2 separate regions of the Homo sapiens genome follow, and region 2 is linked to region 1. The links are chromatin loops, found by intact Hi-C in ENCODE. Cell type or tissue: OCI-LY7. All regions are shown on one strand. Each heading gives the region's core, and the rest is flanking DNA. Links, peaks and the distances in the headings are about the cores only. Region 1 has its middle 110 kb from the start of SERPINI1. Region 2 overlaps GOLIM4 (golgi integral membrane protein 4).

Region 1 (2,830 bases), core at 176-2,675:
TTGTGAGAGTGCATGTCTCACAGGATCTGATGGTTTCATAGGCGTCTGGCATTTCCCCTGCTTGCAATCACTCCGTCCTGCCACCCTGCAAAATAGATGCCTTGCTTCCCCTTTGCCTTCTGCCATGATTATAAGTTTCCTGAGGCCTCCTCAGCCATGCTGGACTGTGAGTCAATTAAGCCTTTTTCCTTTATAAATTACCCAGTCTTGGGTACTTCTTTATAGCGGCATGAGAACGGACTAATACAATTCTATGAGTAACATATGCAGTAGTAATTTATCTGGTGTTATGACTGTCTATAAGACGTTCCTTAACAGTCTTAAAAGTGGGAAGAAATATAAGCAATGATTCCTTTAGCAGTGACTGTTCAGTTTCAGCCCTGACAAAGATAACTTTTTATTGACTATGTTAAAGAAAGAATGGCTGAATAATCATTGTTAGTAATTGGCATAAGTCCCAGGTATAGCAATATAAACGCTACAGAAGCTTAACCTGTGCACATCTCAGGAACAGAATAGCTATCTCAGTGCACAGTATTTATACTTCTGACTAGCCCCTAGAGACCTCCTAGCATGTCTAATTTATTCTAAGGCAATACAGGTACAATTGCTTTCTGCTAGAAGTACCTCCTCATTCCACAAATAATCATTTGTTTGCCCTTAATGAGAACCTAGTTCAACCTTCTATTTCATAATTGAGGAAAACAAGACCCAAAGAGATGTAGCTCTGGCCCAACATAACCATCGTCTCCACTTAAAAATGAGGAAACTGAAGCTCAAAGCAGTTTTATGTTGTGCTCAGGGTCACACAGCTAAAATTTAAGTCCTGGCACTTCTTCAGAGCCACTGTTCTTAATCACTACACTAAACTGCATGTTAGTTGTGGTGCCATAGAACACAAAGCTTGGTACTACCAACATTGTCAGCACAGTTATTATTCAGTAATGTCAGCACATTACTTTTAATGGCAAAACCCGCAGGTACTTTTGCACCAAACTGCTACAATTAATTTGTCATATTTTAGGCACTCAAAAATATTGCTGAGCAAATCACTGAATGAAAACTAAATGCATGGAACATAAGCCTTAAAAATTGATCGGTAAACAATTTTCACCAGCACATTTAAAAGAATGACTCCAACCATACAGTAGTTAGACATCAGTTTCACTTCCTTTCCAAATTACCTCACTATATAAATCACTTTTTTAACAGGAAATAAAACATGACAGTTAAGAGGGGAAATGTACATTACCTACAAAAAGGTTTTAGCTTGAAAACAGAAAATGGCTGAATTACATAGGTGTGTATATTGAAAAAATCAGAATAAGTATAAACAGAAAATAACAAACGATAAACAAAAACTATAACATTTTAAAAGAATCAATATATGTCAACTTTTTGAAATTTCTAGTAAAAGGATGATATATATGATCTGTATATACACATATGTTGCATATATATTTCCCTAAATGAGGGTTGATTTATAAGCCATTATGTTGCTATCTGGTTCTTCTTCATTAAAGTCTTAATGCCATCTAGTAGGTATTGAGTAAAGGGGTCAGCAAGGCAGACAAGAATCTATTATGATTTACCAAAACCAAGTCTCAGATTTTCTAGGATAACACCCATTTAAAGAATGTAATCTGCCCAGAATTTTCATTATAAAACACTCTGAAATTTCATTATACAACATTCTGAAATGTCCACATTTGACACCAACATGCCCTCTCCCAGACTTTCTCTCAAAGGCAAAAATCAATACATTCAACATCAATTTATTCCACAAATATTTACTGGCTGTCTATTATTTGCTAGACTCCTGGGATAGAGGGATGAGCATGAGTCCCAAATTTGGGTTCAAAAAAATAAGTAACCTTATGTCAACTTAATGGTGAATTGCACATTAATAATCAGTTGACCTTTAAACAAGGCTAAAACTGTCTCTTTTTGCTAGATATGTGATTACCTAGGAAACTTCCATTACAAACAGGTAACAATAGGTTTTTGTTTTTTCTTTTAAATTCTTTTTAGTCTTTTATACAGTAAAGGGTTTTTAAAAATGGGAGACAAAAGAATTTTAAGTTATGAGTTATAAACAGAGTTTATGTCTATATAAAAAGAACTTATCAGTGAATATTTGCATTTTAATGGCAAAATCAGATAATTCCTATAAGCTACTGCAGTCAAATATATTATTGGAATCCCTTCATTTAATATTTTTTCATCACCAACCCAATAATGTTTGTAATTTTTTAAAAGTAATATTGACTCACTGTATAAAATATGAACTAAATGTCCATCAAAGCAGAGATGAATGAATAAATTATCATAGATTTGCACAATAGAACACTGTGTTAGTGAAAAAGAGTAAACTGAAGTTTCAGGGATTAGTATACATTAAATCTCAAAAACAGTATTGAGCAAAAAAATATATATATAGGTTTTAAAAATACTTTTACTATCTATACATTATTTCTGTCTTAGTTGGTGCTGCCATAACAAAGTACCATAGATTAGGTGGTGTGTGTCTATCTATCTATTTATCTGTCTATCTATCATCTAGCTATCTCTCTAGTGCGTGTGATACTATTTTTATAAAAGTACTTTTATGGACTGTTTGTGTTCCTCTGCCCACTCATATGTTTAAATCTTAACTCCGAGTGTGATGATATTAAAAGGTGGGGCCTTTGGGAGGTGATTAGGTCATGAAGAGGGAACCCTCATTAATTGGATTAATGCTCTTATAAAAGGAGCCCCAGAGAGCTTACTTTCTTTCTACCACATGAAGATACAACAAAAATATGGAAGTCTGCAACCTGGAAGAGGGCCT
Region 2 (2,830 bases), core at 223-2,722, 200 kb after region 1:
GCCTCGGCCTCCCAAAGTGCTGGGATTACAGGCATGAGCCACGGTGCCCGGCCAAAATTTTTTTTTCTATTATAAAACCCTGTGAGTAATACTGTCAGAGTTCTACTCCAGAATTTGGTTTTGGTCATCAAATAAATGATTTTACTTATCTTTCTATGGATTTTCAAATTGTTGCTCAGTCTTACATTTATGGCCGTTACAGCACACAGAGCACTCAAATCAGTTTGTCACATTTATAGTATGAAGAACAGCCTCATATAAAATAATACTTGACAAAAATTTTTATAAAGAAGACGTGAAATGAAATGATCCCTGACGTCAATTTCATTTATACACATGTAAAAAATCACTACACAGCTACAGCTTAGGAGGAGACACCTAATCAATGACTGTTTAGAAAAGGAATCTCACAAACACAGATGCTACAGCCTCTGAGATGGGTCAGGGACAGAAAATTATACCTTTTAATAATTTTATAAAGAAAAGAAAACCAACATGGGTTTCCTGATGAGCATAGATCGTTTACCTTTGTTCTTTTATCATAATTCCTCCAGTAAGAATAAAAGTGAAGATCTAGTTTACAACAGCAACTAAACTAGCCATTCCTGTTTCCTTCCTTCTGCTAGAAATCTGCATAACACTTAGCATGAAATCGCTTTAATAAGCTCTCCAACACTTGTATTTGTTCCCCTGTTCATTCAGTAAATATATACTGAGGGCCTGCCTTGTGCCAGGAGCTGTTCTAGGTTTGAACAAATGGAGCTTATGACTCTTGTTTTTCCTTCTCTGTTGACTCTTCTACTTTTCTGTAATTTGACCAACAACACATAAGCCTCGTTCCAAAAGGAGGGTGTGTAGGCTGGAATTCTGGGAGCAAGGCAGACACAGAAGAAAAAGTCTGACAATAGTTTTAGGTAGCTAGCAGCATAAAATCCTACAGATACTACACCAAGAGTCAACACAGATCAGATAGTTGCAAAAGACTATATATGTGAGATCATTTCTGTGATTTAAACAAGTATTAGACTACTGCATGTAGGGACGAGAGTGGAAAGAAATGATCATTTATGTACCGCACAACCAGTGCAAAAAATAATCAAAAGTTTAATATCTTACTGATTGAATTTTGAAAGCATGCATGATCCTCAGGATTAGGATAGCTCTGTCCTAAGGAACTCACTGAAGATTGGCTTGTAAGAGACTACATGCATAAAGGAATTGAGAAATGTTAAGCAGACTTGTAAAAGAACCCACAGAGGCTGCTACCCTTCTAACCTGTGCAGCAGCTAGTGCACTCTTGTGGTCTTCCAAAGTCACTACAAGTTGTTCATGCTCGGAGAGTAAATTCTTATGCTGTTGCTACACAAAAAAGAATTTTACATGTTGAGCTTTAACATTCTACGACAAATTCTTCTTTGGCTGATCGTGATATGGCTACCCAAATGTTACTTGCTTGTTTATTTGTTGTTGTAGCAGCATGTGTTAAGTTTAAAAATCATCGTAGAGAGAACACTACGCTTTATGTAGTATTCCAAAATCTAAAACGTGCTACCCAAATATCATAATCATTTATTTACAATGAAATCAAAACCAAAGAAACAAATTTCTCATTATTAGTAAACTTTTATAAATAAAAAGCTTATTAATATGTAACTAGCATGAGAATAATTTCAGTACTAATGAGAATATTCAGATTTTCAGACCATCTTTTAGCTTACAATGCTGAAGTGGTAAAAATATTAGGTACACTCTAGTTAATGCAAAGCCCACAATAACAACGTGGATTTGTAAAGCAGGCCAATTAGGGAATGACTTTTTAAAGTCATTCTACCAAATAAAGCAGGCAAACACTAAATAGTGAAACGTTTGGTTTTCTTTTACCTTGACATCTTGAAGCTGTGTATGTATGTCTTGGTGTGCTTTCCTTAGTTGTCTATTCTCTTCTCTCAAATTGTATACAGTCTCTATTTTAGAAAAAGAAGGATCACACATAAAGCCTTGAAACTTTCAGGATTCTGTTTCTATTATTTTCATATCTAAAGCCACCTATAACTTATTTTAGAATTTATTTTGAACTCAGACAATATAATATTCAAAATCAACAAAAATGATATTGTATTGGGATGTAGCATGGTTTTAGCTGGACATCTCAATCCACTCTGGTTCAGTACTTTAAATGCTTTTAAACAACTTTTGCATGACAGACAAAAGATAAGGAATTTTTGTTACCTAGGAATTAAAAATGAGATGTTAATGTCAATAAGCATACCCTTAGGAATAAAATATAATGCGTAGGTGTACTCAGATTTGAGTCTCTTCACAAATTAAAAACAAAGCTTCAGCATTTCAGTCAAATTTTTAAAAATAATTTAAAATTTTAAAAATATATAAAAATAAAATAATCAGAAAGTATAGACCCTTAACCCTTTGTAGTACTGCCTCAAGACTATTTAACTCCTGCATGACTTTTTGTTGTAACTTACTTTTTTTGAAATGCTATATTATAGAGAAATGTTGCAAAAAACATATAGAGTGGTCCTAAGGACACAACACCCAGCTTCCCATCATGATGACATCTTATACAAATACAGTACATTACCAAAACCAGGAAACTGTTGGGGTCAGTACAGTGAACTAGACTACAAACTTGATTTGGGCTTGACCACTGTTTTTGCATGCACCATATGCCTCTTAAAACCAATTATCTCACTTTAAACTTATTTAGCACCTATTTTTTTTTTTTGACAGAGTCTCTCTCTGTCACCCAGGCTGGAGTGCAGTGCAATGCCCCAGCAATGCAGTGCCCCAGCAATGCATTTAATTTTAGTGC

The links. A loop is a pair of places that touch in the nucleus more often than their neighbours do. Peaks named below come from ENCODE experiments on the same cell type or tissue, not always from the same donor. Only the 100,000 strongest peaks of a DNase experiment are listed, where the experiment ranks them.
Region 2: it touches region 1 in a loop (3-fold over the local background); 27 of 110 quality-filtered maps call a loop at or near these places.

The regions. Positions count from the first base shown.
Region 1 is chr3:167,842,908-167,845,737 of GRCh38, forward strand. No RefSeq gene overlaps it. Among named protein-coding and RNA genes, the nearest start is that of SERPINI1, 110 kb to the left of the region's middle. In OCI-LY7, for the core only: no CTCF peak of the experiment used is centred there; DNase peaks (open chromatin) are centred at 854 and 1,204; H3K4me3 peaks cover 1,785 bases; H3K27ac peaks cover 2,111 bases.
Region 2 is chr3:168,039,511-168,042,340 of GRCh38, forward strand. It overlaps GOLIM4 (golgi integral membrane protein 4), which reads right to left. Exons shown (of 16, transcript NM_014498.5): 6 at 1,882-1,964; 7 at 1,276-1,359. Among named protein-coding and RNA genes, the nearest start is that of GOLIM4, 55 kb to the right of the region's middle. In OCI-LY7, for the core only: CTCF peaks have their summits at 1,305 and 1,512; a DNase peak (open chromatin) is centred at 1,291.